2 separate regions of the Homo sapiens genome follow, and region 1 is linked to region 2. The links are chromatin loops, found by intact Hi-C in ENCODE. Cell type or tissue: endothelial cell of umbilical vein. All regions are shown on one strand. Links, peaks and the distances in the headings refer to the core of each region. The heading gives the core; the rest is flanking DNA.

What was found. Peaks named below come from ENCODE experiments on the same cell type or tissue, not always from the same donor. Only the 100,000 strongest peaks of a DNase experiment are listed, where the experiment ranks them.
Region 1: it touches region 2 in a loop (10-fold over the local background); 2 of 110 quality-filtered maps call a loop at or near these places.

What each region holds. Positions count from the first base shown.
Region 1 is chr4:127,727,346-127,736,075 of GRCh38, forward strand. It overlaps SLC25A31 (solute carrier family 25 member 31), which reads left to right and starts at 3,055. Exons shown (of 6, transcript NM_031291.4): 1 at 3,055-3,432. The coding sequence starts at 3,201. RefSeq lists a silencer at 2,775-2,932. In endothelial cell of umbilical vein, for the core only: a CTCF peak has its summit at 5,484 (motif pointing left); a DNase peak (open chromatin) is centred at 5,476.
Region 2 is chr4:128,215,322-128,224,104 of GRCh38, forward strand. It overlaps a transcript of LARP1B not described here. Among named protein-coding and RNA genes, the nearest start is that of PGRMC2, 68 kb to the right of the region's middle. In endothelial cell of umbilical vein, for the core only: a CTCF peak has its summit at 5,196 (motif pointing left); a DNase peak (open chromatin) is centred at 5,160; H3K27ac peaks cover 392 bases.

The DNA of each region.
Region 1 (8,730 bases), core at 731-8,730, 490 kb before region 2:
CACAAAAAATTTTTAAAATTAGCTGGATATGGTGGTCTTTGCCTGTAGTCCTAGCTACTTGGGAGGCTGAGGTGGGAGAATTACATGAGCCCAGGAGTTCAAGGCTTCAGTGTGCCATGATCTTGCCACTGCATTCCAGTCTGGGTGCAGAGTGAGACCCTGTCTCAACAAAAAGTTTTTTAAAAGGTTAACAAAGCTACATTTTTAAGTTGACACTTTCACTTTTGTCTGTCTTCTATCAATGAATACATGTCAGAAATAAGCTTGATATCATAAAGGAATATGATGTAAACATTGTCAGCTATCAAATCAAATGTTAGAGGAGGGTAGAAAGAGAAAGTTGCCCTGGGGAGCAGCAGAACACTTCCTTTCTGTCCTCAGAGATGGTTCCCTTACCTTTCTTGGATCTTAAAAAGACACTCTTACCTGTAGTGATTCAAGTAATTTCCCCCTTAAATTTCTCCGTATGTGCCTGCTAATGCTTCAAATTCCCTTGAAGGAGAACGAAACCTTTCATTTTTCAGATGTTTGCTAATAAAAAGCCAATTGTTTATTGAATTTACAATGAATTTGACAAAGGATTTTGAAGTCAATGCAATGGAAAGACTTTCAATTTTGTTTAAGCTTAAGAATTAATTAATTAATGCTTTAGACACATTAATCTGGCTGCTGCATGTGAAAGAGAGAAACAGAGATTCGAGTTGGAAAACCCAGTTAAGAGTTGAATAAGCCGGTCGGGCGTGGTGGCTCATGCCTGTAATCCCAGCACTTTGGGAGGCCAAGGCGGGTGGATCACTTGAGGTCAGGAGTTTGAGACCAGCCTGGCCAACATGGTGAAACCCTGTCTCCACTAAAAATACAAAACTTAGCTGGGTGTTGTGGTGGATGCCTGTAATCCCAGCCATTTGGGAGGCGGAGGCAGGAGAATTGCTTGAAACCCGGGTTTCAGTGAGCCAATATTGCACCACTGCATTCCAGCCTGGGCAACAGAGCGAGACTCTGTCTCAAAAAAAAAGGTTGAATAAGCCACCATGGAAAGGAAGTAGCACCAAACATATGATATCAGTAGGACTTGCCAACTGATTTTATGTGAGGTAATCAAAATATTGACAACATTCCTGGTCTGGAATCCTTCTGACCTAAATGGTTTTTTACTAGTGACAAGTACTAGTAGAAGGGTTATAACACATAAGACAAAGGAAAAATTAGAACCTAACATTCAAAAAAAGCTAAAAACTCATTTCACATTTTATAGATGTGTTGTAAGGCTCTGCAGGTCCTACAGAGTAAGAGGTGATAAGATGGGATCTCCATTTATTTCAAAACACCAAACGAGCTGTAAAAAGGGATATATTAAATGCTACTATAGAAGGATCTCCACGATATATTAAGTGAAAAAAGTGAGGTGAAAGAAAAAGACAAATGTTATGTACAGGCTAGACGTACCTCTACTGAGTATTTTTGCCGAAAGAAGTCAAACCTGAATCTGCCAACCTCCTCTAAATGAGTTCTCAAAGTGCAGTTTAGAAAACCCCTCTGTGTCACGGAGACAGGAACACCATGAAGTCAAAGGTATTTTCTTAAATGATACTATTATTTGCCTTTTTCACTTTCATTCTGTCCTGAATAAACAGTGGAGTTTTCCAGTGGCTACATGTATGATATCACAACAGACTGAATGCAAAAGCAGTAATGTGAATCTAGCTGTCTTTTATTAAATCAGACATTAGAGATTCAAAAATATAAAACAATACTATTTTTCTACTACATTTTTTATTTAAAAGTCGTACTTATGCTATCCTGTAATGGATTATTTTTATTTTAAATGAATTAAATATTTTTAAATCGTGTTTTAATTTCTGAGTGGTAAATGCCAATATACATAATAAAAACGGAAGCTTCATTGTGTCTTCAATAATTTTTTTTAAGAGACAGGGTCCTGCTCTGTTGCCCAGGCTGGAGCACAGTGGTGAGATAATAACTCACTGCAGCCTACAACTCCAGGGCTCAAGCATTTCTCCTGTCTTAGCCTCCTAAGTAGCTATACTTAGGACTACAGGCTTGTGCAGCCACGCCCAGCTATTTTTTTTTTTGTAAAGGAGGGGTCTCACTATGTTGCCCAGGCTGGACTTGGCCCAAAGTTTTGGGATTACTGGTACCTGGCCTTCAATAATTTTTCAGAGTGAAAAAGAGGGGTCCTGCAATCGAAAAGTTTGTGAACTACTCTTCTAGATAGGTCATTGGCCCTCAACCCTAGAATTAGAATTACTTCAAACACTAGAATTACCTGGAGAATTTAAATACTGATGCCAGGCCTCACTTCTAGACGTTCTGATTTAATGTGCAGGGCCTAATCCCAAGCATCAATTTGAAAAACAAAACAAAACACCCCTCATCCCCTTGAATGTGCAGTCTGGATTGAGAACCACTGCTCTGGATATTATCAATTTAAATACAATATGAAAAAGAGGAACATGTATTATGCTATGGGGGCACAATCATCAAAACGACACAGAAAGTGACTAGACAAAGGATCCCTGCTTAATTAAAGGAACAGATTAAAGCAATTTCCAAGGGAATTTGAAGCATTAACAGGCACATAGGGTGAAATTTAAGGGGAACATCACTTGAATCACACAACAGGTAAGACTGTCTTTTTTAAGATGCCAAGAAAGGTCAAAGGAACCATCTCTGGTCAAAAAAAACGTAACGGATTAAAGCGATTAAGAAAGTGAAGGGGGTAACACTAGGAACTAAAACTAAATTCTGTTAATCTCACACCGCTGGTTTACTGCTCTGGCCTAGTCTCAGCTACTAAATTTCTTCACACAGAACTGGCTCTCCTCGGCCCCTCCCCTCGCCTTTCCTGCTCAATGCTCACCGCCTCCGGACCCCTCCCTCATCAGAAAGCCCAGGCTCCGCTCGTAGAAGTGCGCAGGCGTCACCGCGCATCCAGGAGCCACGTGTCAGGAGTCACGTGTCAGGTGTCACGTGTCAGGCGTCACGTGGCTGGAGGCCGTTGGAGCGCCTGCGCAGCTTTTCCGCACGCGCCTCGCCGGCGCGCGGCTCTCTCAGCGTCCCAAGAGCCACTTTCTCGCCAGTACGATGCTGCAGCGGTTTTCCGGTTTTCCGCTTCCCTTCATCGTAGCTCCCGTACTCATTTTTAGCCACTGCTGCCGGTTTTTATATCCTTCTCCATCATGCATCGTGAGCCTGCGAAAAAGAAGGCAGAAAAGCGGCTGTTTGACGCCTCATCCTTCGGGAAGGACCTTCTGGCCGGCGGAGTCGCGGCAGCTGTGTCCAAGACAGCGGTGGCGCCCATCGAGCGGGTGAAGCTGCTGCTGCAGGTGCAGGCGTCGTCGAAGCAGATCAGCCCCGAGGCGCGGTACAAAGGCATGGTGGACTGCCTGGTGCGGATTCCTCGCGAGCAGGGTGCGTCAAGGCAGGCCGCCCCGACAGCCTCTCCCGGCGCCCTCGTCAGCTTCCCAGAGAAGAGGGTGGCTGGGAGGGGCATGATTGTGGGCCCCACAACCACAGCTACAGCTGTCGGTGATGAATTTGCTTCTTACCCTTCCAGAATTTAGTTTCTGAACCTAACAGGCTCTGCTTTTCCAGGGCCGCGTTGGTCCTGACCAAGTCCTGGTACCGGGGAGACCACTGCCTTCTCTTTCTCTAAATCTGCAGTGCGATTTACACCTTGGTGCACCTGTGCCAGGTCCAGAAGGAGAGTGGTTGACCTCCCAGGATTGAGGGAGATGCCATTAGGCACTCTGCTATAACTAGTGCTCTAAGTTGCTTAAATATTTGTTGGTATAATCACCCCACTATGCTCCAGCATGGGCGACAGAGGAGACCTTGAGTCAAAATCTATATGTATATTTGTTGAAATAGTATGTCTAAGAGAAGTACAAATATGGGAGCACTAGGGCTTACCAGTACTCTGAAACCTATTAGTGAAAAGAGGTTCTGCTTATTCTACTGAAGACCAAGGGGGTACTTCGTTCTGCCCAAAATTCAAGGGGGCCCTAAAAAAAAAAAACCCAACCCTCAGTCATCAAGATAAAAAGTATTTTAAGGCCAGGCGCGGTGGCTCACGCCTATAATCCTAGCACTTTGGAAGGCCGAGGCGGGCGGATCACTTGAGCTCGAGCTCAGGAGTTCTAGACAAGCCTGACTAACATGGCGAAACCCAGTCTATGCTAAATATACAAAAATTAGCCGGGCGTGGTGGCGCACGCCTGCAGTCCCAGCTACTTGCGGGACCCTGATGCGGGGATTTCAGGGAGCCCAGATCGCGCCACCGCACTCCAGCCTGGATGAAGGAGTGAGACCCTGTCTCAAAAAAACAAACAAAACTTTAGGGTCCTTCCGTTTCCGAAGCCCCTCTCTTTCAACTAGAGAGAGAGCTGTTCTCCTTTCTCTTTATTTTTTCTATTAAACCTCCACTCCTAAAAACAGGAAAAAAAAAAAACTTTAAACTATTTTAATGCAATCTTTTAAAAATCAAGTCATGCAAAAGAATTCATAACAAACACAATATATACAAGTTTAAAATAAAGATGGGATCAGTATTACCAGTTTTTCTTTTTGCATCAAGCACTGTCCTTATTTAAAATTTCATTTTTGTTCATCATTGATTTTTTCTATTAATATTGGAATGATTTAAAGAAATAACGAAAGTGCTTTGTGAACCATTGCTGCAAAATGGCTCCCAAGTTAGCTAAAGGGATAAGTCTATCAGATATTTTATATAATCCACCCATATAGTTGGATTCAATAGAAAAATCTGTATGATCTTTTAAAAAGAAATAGACATTTATTGTGTATTCTCAAGAAATGAAGTGGCTTCAACTCCAGTGCAGACCTTTCTTTTAGTCCTGTTCTAGGGCCAGATACTGTCCCATTTAAAAAAGCACCTTGTACCCTAGGAATGCTAGGGATGTGGTTACAACTCTTCCAGACCTGTGGCGTGGAGTATATGGGGTCAGGGGTAGAAACTTAATGCATCATCTGGGAGCTAAGCTCAGGTCTTTCATAGTTTGCCTCTCTCCACTCATTCATTTAATTAAAGCAAGCTTCTCATTTCCCCCAAGATTTTTTCAGGAAAAGCAAGGAACCTGTCTCTTCTTCGTTTATATTCTAAGACTTCTGAAGAGAAGTAGGGGCCTCTCTATTATTAGCTTTTCTGCTTCAAATATTTTGTCAGGTAAAATGAAGTATTCTGGTCAGATAGGGCTGACTAGTGCTAATTTATTTCATATTTTAAATGTTTTTCACAATATTTAAACCTAAACGTATTCAATATGGCCCTTGTAAGTTGATATCATTCTCAGATGTATCCTGGTCCTTGCTTTAAGTTCCAAGATGAGAGGATCATAAGTAGAACTTGAAGATGTTTTCTATTATATATAAAGCTTTATGAAGGTACCATGGTGTATCCTATGCTAAGAGATCAGTAATTTACAAGGATACTATTGCCATCTAGAGGCAATTTCGGAAACTTGTGGGGCAATTTTTTTTTATTTAGCACAAAGATAGAGGGGTATAATCCTACTTTACAATGGTATGAAAGGCAAGGGCCAGGAATGTTAAACGTCCTGCTGCTATATGCAGGCCAGTCATACATGATGAAGATTTATCCCGCAACCTGAATGACTTTTAGATCTCCCCTTCGATTTTCGTGTAGCAGTGAAACCTGTTTATGTTTCTCTAAGCCTAGAAATAACTTAACTCTGATTTACTTATAAACACATTGTCTGGGGCATGATTTTAGTATACACTGATTCCAGTAATGCAGCTACCATATAAGGAAGTAGAAAAAAGATCGTACTTTCTTCTGTTCAGAAGTTTACTAAGAGTTCATCATTGCAGAAACTCATGTCAGCAACTCTGCTTATAGTATTTGGTCATCATTTATACAGGTTGAGTATCCGAAAAGCTTGGGACCAAAAGTTGTGGAATTTTTAATTTTTTCAGATTTTAGAATATTCTCATTATATTTACACATGAGCATCCCTAATCTAAAATCCAAAATGCTCTAATAAGCATTTCCTTTGCCCATGATGTCAGTGCTCAAAAAGTTTCAGATTTGGAGAATTTTGGATTTTTGGATTAGTGATGCTCAACCTGTGTCATCTGTATTTGTAGCTATTGAATCTATGATGATTGTATGTATACTTGTACACATATTTATTTGACGTATTTCAAAATGTCAATATGCAGTTAATTACAACTGAATCGTTATAAGTAGAGGCAAGCTTGACTATTATATTTTTGGTATGGTCATGACCTACCAACTTCCTTATTTTAAAACATAAATTTCTTGCAATTTGCCTTCTCTTTCTTTTTTGAAAGTCAAGACACATGCACATCTCAGGTGTCCTGAAGATTGTTTTTATGTTTTCTCTAATTTTATTCACAACTTTTCCTTTCTTTAGGCCATGTGAAATGAGCTGGAGAAAGAGATATGAACACAGAATGCACAACTAGATGCTCTCTAGTTTCTTACCTTATCTCTACTTTCTTTCCATTACAAGAATAGATCTCTGCATTCTTGCCTTGAATATAGCTTTAAATATCACTTTGAGTGTTTCTGACACTTTTTATAAGCTTTTCTTGGCTTATGAAAGCTTCTGGATTTATCCTTATGTTGTTCTTAAAGATTTATTATATTCTTTAGTTGGTTTTATCACCTGCCAACTTTGTATGTGTACTTTTATTTAACACTGTTTAAACCTTTATTATGCAAATAATGCATAATTATTGTAGAAAATTAGAAAATATAAAGAAGCAAAAAGTAACATCACTGCTAAAGTCACCACAATTAACATTTTGGTTTTTCACTGAGCAAAATATACATATGTAAATATGTGTTTAATCAAAGGAACTGTCTTATTAGTATATTGTAAATGTAGCCTTTTAAAGAACTGATTTTCTGGGTGTGGTGGCTCATGCCTGTAATGCCAGCACTTTGGGAGGCAGAGGTGGGCAGATCACTTGAGGCCAGGAGTTCAAGACCAGCCTGGCCAACATGGTGAAACCCCGTCTCTACTAAAAATACAAAAATTAGCTGGGCATGGTGGCGCACGCCTATAGTCCCAGCTACCTGGGAAGCTGAAACACAAGAATCACTTGAACCTGGGAAGCACAGGCTTCAGTGAGCCAAGATCGTGCCACTACACTCCATCCTGGGTACAGAGGAAGACTGTCTCAAAAAAAAAAAAAAAAAAAAAAAAAAGATCCGTACAGTCTCATTTTTACAAGCCTATCCAAACTCTTCTCTTTTAGGAGTTCCGTGTCACGAGTTTATCAGCTTTCATCTAAGCTTTTCCCAAACCCATTTTTCTGAAGACTTAGAACAGTGAGGTTTTTTAATATCCTAGGGTCCATCTTGAAGATGCTATTTTGGGGTATGGGAAGAAAATATTAGGTATTTTATTTATATGTACTTTAAGTAAAATACAAAAATAAATTTTACTGATATTTAATATATAAATTGGCATTGTCCCCTATGCTTGGGCCCAATGTCAGTTACATATCACGGGACATTAAGGGATCCTGAAAAAAAGAGTGGGAGTTACACAAGGTAGAGGGAATGACAAGCACCCTTCCTCAATAATATATTATTGTTTATGTTTGCCCAATTAACTGGATTTATAGATTCTATTATCAGGTTTTAACTAAATCCTCAAAACATGGACAAAACTTTGAAAAAGATTCTGCCGTGAAAACCAAATCAAGGGTAACACCAATATCAAATGATGAACCACAAGAAAAAGCTGATGCCATTTACTCCAAGAAATGGCGTATTATTTCATCATTCACATGACATTCAGTGTAGAAACAATGACAGTCTAATTGGACCTGAGACAAGAAGACTATTTGAAATATAGATTCCTATATACTATTCTTAAAAATGAACTTCACCCTAACAGTGCCTTGAGATAATAGTAAATGGTGGTGTGAAAGCATCATAATTAGCAAGATGTTTGAAAATATTGTTTTTCATCTTTTAAATAAATGTTTAACTTTGCTCTAATATCATCTAACATTCAAGTTTCCCTAACAACCCTATCTAAATAGCCTTTTATTATTCCCAATCTTCATATATTGTTTTTTTGTTTACAGTTTTTTATTGCTAACAGACATAGTTATTTGCTACCTGTCTCCCTGGTCCCTCCCTCTTAAGATGTAAGCTCCATAAGATCAGGAACATTGTTCCTAGTGCTGTCCCCAGTAGGCACAAAATGTCTGCTGTGGAGGAGGTACCAAATAAAAGTTTTTAAATGAAAAATCTTTATCTCATTCTTTAATTTATATTTTGAGTATGTTTTACAGATGTACATAATATGGTAGTATAGTTGCAAAGGTATATAATTTATTAATGTATACTATTTGGAAGTCATGCAGACTTTTTTTTTAATTGATAGGCATATCATCAAAACATGTTGAACCTCCCCTGCAAAAAAAAAAAAAAAATGTTGGTTTAGACTGTATATCCAAACATGCCTAACATTCTTTTATTTTATTTATTTATTTATTTATTTATTTATTTTTTTTTTTGAGACGGAGTCTCGCTCTGTCGCCCAGGCTGGAGTGCAGTGGCGCGATCTCGGCTCACTGCAAGCTCCGTCTCCCGGGTTCACGCCATTCTCCTGCCTCAGCCTCCCGAGTAGCTGGGACTACAGGCGCCCGCTACCACGCCCGGCTAATTTTTTGTATTTTTAGTAG
Region 2 (8,783 bases), core at 295-8,294:
ACTCCAAGACACATAATTGTCAGATTCACCAAAGTTGAAATGAAGGAAAAAATGTTAAGGGCAGCCAGAGAGAAAGGTCGGGTTACCCTCAAAGGAAAGCCCATCAGACTAACAGCGGATCTCTCGGCAGAAACCCTACAAGCCAGAAGAGAGTGGGGGCCAATATTCAACATTCTTAAAGAAAAGAATTTTCAACCCAGAATTTCATATCCAGCCAAACTAAGCTTCATAAGTGAAGGAGAAATAAAATACTTTATAGACAAGCAAATGCTGAGAGATTTTGTCACCACCAGGCCTGCCCTAAAAGAGCTCCTGAAGGAAGCGCTAAACATGGAAAGGAACAACCGGTACCAGCCGCTGCAAAATCATGCCAAAATGTAAAGACCGTCGAGACTAGGAAGAAACTGCATCAACTAACGAGCAAAATCACCAGCTAACATCATAATGACAGGATCAAATTCACACATAACAATATTAACTTTAAATATAAATGGACTAAATTCTGCAATTAAAAGACACAGACTGGCAAGTTGGATAAAGAGTCAAGACCCATCAGTGTGCTGTATTCAGGAAACCCATCTCACGTGCAGAGACACACATAGGCTCAAAATAAAAGGATGGAGGAAGATCTACCAAGCCAATGGAAAACAAAAAAAGGCAGGGGTTGCAATCCTAGTCTCTAATAAAACAGACTTTAAACCAACAAAGATCAAAAGAGACAAAGAAGGCCATTACATAATGGTAAAGGGATCAATTCAACAAGAGGAGCTAACTATCCTAAATATTTATGCACCCAATACAGGAGCACCCAGATTCATAAAGCAAGTCCTGAGTGACCTACAAAGAGACTTAGACTCCCACACATTAATAATGGGAGACTTTAACACCCCACTGTCAACATTAGACAGATCAACGAGACAGAAAGTCAACAAGGATACCCAGGAATTGAACTCAGCTCTGCACCAAGCGGACCTAATAGACATCTACAGAACTCTCCACCCCAAATCAACAGAATATACATTTTTTTCAGCACCACACCACACCTATTCCAAAATTGACCACATAGTTGGAAGTAAAGCTCTCCTCAGCAAATGTAAAAGAACAGAAATTATAACAAACTGTCTCTCAGACCACAGTGCAATCAAACTAGAACTCAGGATTAAGAATCTCACTCAAAGCTGCTCAACTACTTGGAAACTGAACAACCTGCTCCTGAATGACTACTGGGTACATAACGAAATGAAGGCAGAAATAAAGATGTTCTTTGAAACCAACGAGAACAAAGACACGACATACCAGAATCTCTGGGACGCATTCAAAGCAGTGTGTAGAGGGAAATTTATAGCACTAAATGCCTACAAGAGAAAGCAGGAAAGATCCAAAATTGACACCCTAACATCACAATTAAAAGAACTAGAGAAGCAAGAGCAAACACATTCAAAAGCTAGCAGAAGGCAAGAAATAACTAAGATCAGAGCAGAACTGAAGGAAATAGAGACACAAAAAACCCTTCAAAAAATCAGTGAATCCAGGAGCTGGTTTTTTGAAAGGATGAACAAAATTGATAGACCGCTAGCAAGACTAATAAAGAAAAAAAGAGAAGAATCAAATAGACACAATAAAAAATGATAAAGGGGATATCACCACCGATCCCACAGAAATACAAACTACCATCAGAGAATACTACAAACAACTCTACGCAAATAAACTAGAAAATCTAGAAGAAATGGATACATTCCTCGACACATACACTCTCCCAAGACTAAACCAGGAAGAAATTGAATCTCTGAATAGACCAATAACAGGCTCTGAAATTGTGGCAATAATCAATAGTTTACCAACCAAAAAGAGTCCAGGACCAGATGGATTCACAGCCGAATTCTGCCAGAGGTACAAGGAGGAACTGGTACCATTCCTTCTGAAACTATTCCAATCAATAGAAAAAGAGGGAATCCTCCCTAACTCATTTTATGAGGCCAGCATCATTCTGATACCAAAGCCGGGCAGAGACACAACCAAAAAAGAGAATTTTAGACCAATATCCTTGATGAACATTGATGCAAAAATCCTCAATAAAATACTGGCAAACCGAATCCAGCAGCACATCAAAAAGCTTATCCACCATGATCAAGTGGGCTTCATCCCTGGGATGCAAGGCTGGTTCAATATACACAAATCAATAAATGTAATCCAGCATATAAACAGAGCCAAAGACAAAAACCACATGATTATCTCAATAGATGCAGAAAAAGCCTTTGACAAAATTCAACAACCCTTCATGCTAAAAACTCTCAATAAATTAGGTATTGATGGGACGTATCTCAAAATAATAAGAGCTATCTATGACAAACCCACAGCCAATATCATACTGAATGGGCAAAAACTGGAAGCATTCCCTTTGAAAACTGGCACAAGACAGGGATGCCCTCTCTCACCGCTCCTATTCAACATAGTGTTGGAAGTTCTGGCCAGGGCAATCAGGCAGGAGAAGGAAATAAAGGGTATTCAATTAGGAAAAGAGGAAGTCAAATTACCCCTGTTTGCAGACGACATGATTGTTTATCTAGAAAACCCCATCGTCTCAGCCCAAAATCTCCTTAAGCTGATAAGCAACTTCAGCAAAGTCTCAGGATACAAAATCAATGTACAAAAATCACAAGCATTCTTATACACCAACAACAGACAAACAGAGAGCCAAATCATGAGTGAACTCCCATTCACAATTGCTTCAAAGAGAATAAAATACCTAGGAATCCAACTTACAAGGGATGTGAAGGACCTCTTCAAGGAGAACTACAAACCACTGCTCAAGGAAATAAAAGAGGACACAAAGAAATGGAAGAACATTCCATGCTCATGGGTAGGAAGAATCAATATTGTGAAAATGGCCATACTGCCCAAGGTAATTTACAGATTCAATGCCATCCCCATCAAGCTACCAATGACTTTCTTCACAGAATTGGAAAAAACTACTTTAAAGTTCATATGGAACCAAAAAAGAGCCCGCGTCGCCAAGTCAATCCTAAGCCAAAAGAACAAAGCTGGAGGCATCACACTACCTGACTTCAAACTATACTACAAGGCTACAGTAACCAAAACAGCATGGTACTGGTACCAAAACAGAGATATAGATCAATGGAACAGAACAGAGCCCTCAGAAATAATGCCGCATATCTACAACTATCTGATCTTTGACAAACCTGAGAAAAACAAGCAATGGGGAAAGGATTCCCTATTTAATAAATGGTGCTGGGAAAACTGGCTAGCCATATGTAGAAAGCTGAAACTGGATCCCTTCCTTACACCTTATACAAAAATCAATTCAAGATGGATTAAAGATTTAAACGTTAGACCTAAAACCATAAAACCCTAGAAGAAAACCTAGGCATTACCATTCAGGACATAGGCGTGGGCAAGGACTTCATGTCCAAAACACCAAAAGCAATGGCAACAAAAGCCAAAATTGACAAATGGGATCTAATTAAACTAAAGAGCTTCTGCACAGCAAAAGAAACTACCATCAGAGTGAACAGGCAACCTACAACATGGGAGAAAATTTTCGCAACCTACTCATCTGACAAAGGGCTAATATCCAGAATCTACAATGAACTCAAACAAATTTACAAGAAAAAAACAAACAACCCCATCAAAAAGTGGGCGAAGGACATGAACAGACACTTCTCAAAAGAAGACATTTATGCAGCCAAAAAACACATGAAAAAATGCTCATCATCACTGGCCATCAGAGAAATGCAAATCAAAACCACTATGAGATATCATCTCACAGCAGTTAGAATGGCAATCATTCAAAAGTCAGGAAACAACAGGTGCTGGAGAGGATGTGGAGAAATAGGAACACTTTGACACTGTTGGTGGGACTGTAAACTAGTTCAACCATTGTGGAAGTCAGTGTGGCAATTCCTCAGGGATCTAGAACTAGAAATACCATTTGACCCAGCCATCCCATTACTGGGTATATACCCAAATGACTATAAATCATGCTGCTATAAAGACACATGCACACGTATGTTTATTGCGGCATTATTCACAATAGCAAAGACTTGGAACCAACCCAAATGTCCAACAATGATAGACTGGATTAAGAAAATGTGGCACATATACACCATGGAATACTATGCAGCCATAAAAAATGATGAGTTCATGTCCTTTGTAGGGACATGGATGAAATTGGAAACCATCATTCTCAGTAAACTATCGCAAGAACAAAAAACCAAACACCGCATATTCTCACTCATAGGTGGGAATTGAACAATGAGATCACATGGACACAGGAAGGGGAATATCACACTCTGGGGACTGTGGTGGGGTGGGGGGAGGGGGGAGGGATAGCATTGGGAGATATACCTAATGCTAGATGACGCGTTAGTGGGTGCAGCGCACCAGCATGGCACATGTATACATAGGTAACTAACCTGCACAATGTGCACATGTACCCTAAAACTTAAAGTATAATAAAATAAATAAATAAATAAATAAATAAATAAATAAATGGAATTAGGAAGGGGGTTATGTTTATATTATTTTAGCTTTGAAATACATTTTATTTTATTTTATTTTTTTGAGACAGAGTTTCGCTCTTGTTGCCCAGGCTGGAGTGCAATGGCACGATCTCGGCTCACTGTAACCTCTGTCTACCAGGTTCAAGCGATTCTCCTGCCTCAGCCTCCTGAGTAGCTGGGATTACAGGCATGTGCCACCACGCCCGGCTAATTTTTTATTTTTAATAGAGACAGGGTTTCTCCATGTTGGTCAGGGTGGTCTCAAACTCCCGACCTCAGGTGATCCACCCACCTCAGCCTCCCAAAGTGCTGTGATTACAGGTGTGAGCCACTGCTCCTGGCTAGATTTTATTTTTTAAGCTTATGTTAGTTTGGAACTCCACTCTGACATTCTGTATGCTTCTTGCCATTTTACAAAGTAGTGTCACCACTTTCCTTTGTGTGTTTAATCTTTTCCTTCAACTAATTTCTTGGCTTTTATGTAACTATTATTTTTATTTTATTCTTGCATAGGAGGCTGATCCGATAGAGTAATACCTAATTATATCACCATGAGATGGCAAAACGGAATGTCAGATCTGTAGACTTTTGACAGGAAAGTGAGTATGTGTGTGTTTTTGAGACCTCTTACTCCATCTTGTGGTGATATCATATAATTATATCAATTACTCTTGCATTCCTAATAGTCATATGTGTGTCTCACAACTCGTTACGTGGTTAGGCATTGCCCTAGTTATTGGTAAATTTGCATTAGTTATTTGGTTATTAGTAAATATATATGATAACATTAAGACTTGTGTATAGTTAAAAATGGAAATACTTTTGCTTTGGTATTGTCCTTTCACTTAAGAGTTTGAAGTACTTCATTAGCATTATTTTTTTAACTCTTGAGATGTGAACAAAGCAAGCAGATTTTAAGGTATATCTCCTGGCTAACCTAAGCCATGTAGTTAAGTCACACAGCAAGTTAATGAATGGATCCTACCTAAAACACGATAAACTTAAAACTAGTTGTTAATCTTGTAACTAGAACAAAGTGTTATCACACAACTAGTTGAATGGCTGAGCTAGCGTTTGAACTCCAGTAGTCTGGCTTCAGAGCCCAGGCTCTTCATCTTAACCAGATTGTTCTTTAACAGCGTGAAATAGAACACAGAACCCCTGACTTTCGAACTCAACTGCAATGATTCTTAAGTATTATAAATCAAGATTGGATTCTTGTGGTTAAGACTGCATTTTTTTTTGATGATAGGCATCCTCTGCAGTAATGGAGGGTCTAATGGAGTATTTAAAAACATAAATTATGTGATAAATGATTTACAATATATGCTAAATCTTTTGGGAGGAAATTTTGATTAGGAAACAAATATCATCCATGTGTTTAAATGTTTTCCTAGAATTAGATAAGGTAAAATACAAATGAAACTGAGCATTTTATTTAGAATTTGCTTAGAAATTTTGCATTAGTTTATTTAGGGTTATTATTGACAACTGAAGATTCTGAACTGTTCGGCTTGAAGGAAATATCCCACAAGGTTAATTGATAGGAATCAATTCTGACTTTACACTCTGTGTCAGTTTTCTGAGTTCTTTACAATAAGCCTGTTTTTTCCTTGCAAATTGAGAAATACTTTGGTTAATAGAATGGTTTCTAACAATATACTGCACGTATTAGCTTCAATAAATTCTAGAAACCAGAATCCGCTGCTATTGTTTTGTTTTTTTCCAGATAGTGTTCCAAGTCTACAAAATTGAGTACCTTTCTCCATGTGTTTTAAGATTCATTAGACTTTTATTGTAACACAAACATTATCACAGTACTGTAATGCTTAATGTTAACATTTTCTGGTTTCCAGTTGAATGCCTTTAAGTATAATCTGAGGTGAGACTTATTTTAATGAGTCAGTGGATGGACTTTAAGGGAAAGGGTCTGTGAGAGCCAAAATTTAGTTAACTGCTGCTCTAGAGACAGCTTATTTGTTAGAAACATGAGTTGAATCCTGGCCCCTCTCACTAAGTTACAGTCCTTTATCTACAAAATTACACTTACCTCATAGTGTCCTGAAGAATAAATGCACAGCATGTAACACAGTGCATGGTGGTACAGTAAGCACTTAGTAAACATGAGCTATCATTAGGGCTAAGCACTGGACAAATTATCTCCAGGTATTGCAAGGTATTTTCTCCAGTAGGCTGTGAATATAATTTTAAATTTTCATGGGAAATTAATCTACTTAAAACATTTTAATTAGTAAGGAAAAGTCTGATTTTAATTGTTTTATTGTCCTAACATAGTGGTTTATGAATGCTTTTCTGCCCTTGTGGTGGTTCACTGACTTCCATGTGAGAAGTAGTAGAGTTGCTTAGATGCCGTTATTTCTACTGACCTTGACCAAGTGACAAGAGCATGATTTCCATGAAGCAGTTACCATGAATCTGAAATCACACCTTCAGTTTTAGTTCTTTCCCTTTGTTTTTTAACAATTTTGCTTATTATGTTTTCCCAGAATCACCATGATCGATTACTTCTGCTCATCATAAACATCTAGTTCCTAAGCAGGATATGAGAATCTGCCTTCCTGTGACCTCTCCTGGGCTCAGTGACACTCCAGTCGCCGCCCCACCCCACATCAATGCCACTTCCAAGTTTGACTTGCATCTTACAAACCATATTTCTGTTTACTTTTTTTCTGCCCTGGGACATTTTTAATAACTTTTAGATAACAACTTCAACAAAAATTTACCTCCCACCAAGAGAAGTTGTCTTTATTGTGAGAAGTTGTCTTTATTCCCAAGAAGGGGAATAACTTACTCTTTAAGTCAGTTTTATTACAGGTAAATTTGTACCAGCTTTTTCCTCTACTTGTGTTAAGACCTGTCTCCAATAGACATTCCAATTGAGGATTGTGGAAATAGCAAATTACATTGGTGTCTGCCCACCACTGAAGGCAAAAAGCTGGTTTATCTAGGCCACAGGCAGAGCCCGCAGGGGAGGCAGGTAACTTCTCGGACCACCAGATTATCTTGATCTTCAGCCAGCTTTATTGTTGTTCTACATTTTAATAAACACTACATGTTTATTTTATTTTATTTTATATGTGTTATGTTATGTTATGTTATTTTTTTTGAGGCAGAGTCTCCCTGTTTCTCCCAGGCTGGAGCACAGTGGTGAGATCTCGGCTCACTGCAACCTCCGCCTCCCAGGTTCAAACGACTCTCGTGCCTCAGCCTCGCGAGTAGCTGGGACTACAGACATGCACCACCATGTCCGCCTAACTTTTCTATTTTTGTAGAGATGGGGTTTTGCCAGGTTGCCCAGGATGATCTTGAACTCCTGACCTCAATTGATCCTCTCTCCTCAGCCTCCCAGAGTGCTGGGATTACAGGCGTGAGCACTGCGCGCCTGGCCTGTTTTATTATTTTGAAGATTACAGTATAGGTTTCTAGGAAGCCTGGATGGAGGTTCTCATATTCTAGGTAATATTTAGCTATTTAATAAAAATTTATTTTCAAAACCTTAAAGTTTGTGGATTACATACAATACAGTTTTTGACTTGGTGCATGAATGTATTGAAATGAACTTGATACCATTATATTCACTTTAAAGCATATCGGCACAATTTCCTAGAACCAATCTCTAATGACTATTCCTGAAACTTTTCATACTTGTCATATTTTTCCATTCAACTATGTTATTTACTTATTTATTTTAATTTTTTTGAGATGGAGTCTTGCCCTGTCACCCAGGCCGGAGTGGAGTGGTGCGATCTTGGCTCACTGCAACAGCCTGCCTCATGGCTTCGAGCGATTCTCCTGCCTCAGCCTTCTGAGTAGCTGGGGTTACAGGCGCACGCTACCACACCTGGCTAATTTTTGTGCTTTTAGTAGAGACAGGTGTCATCATGTTGGCCAGGCTGGTCTTGAACTCCTGACCTCAGGTGATCTGCCTGCCTCAGCCTCCCAAAGTGCTGGGATTACAAGCCTGAGCCACTGCACCCGGCCTTGACTATGTTATTTAAATCACTAGTGCCTAAACTTTGCTAAAGTGATATAGTAATAGCTCAAATAATCGTAATAAGGATATTTTCAGAATAAAAAAGAATATCATGGAAGTTATTACCCAAGTAAAACTTCATTCCAATCTTTGCATTTTACCTTCTCTCAACTATGAGAAGTCAGGAATATTGTCTATCTTGGTTACCATTATATTTCCAACAAAGAAGAATAAAAGAAAGAGGGAAAGAAAAGAGGAGGAAAGATGGA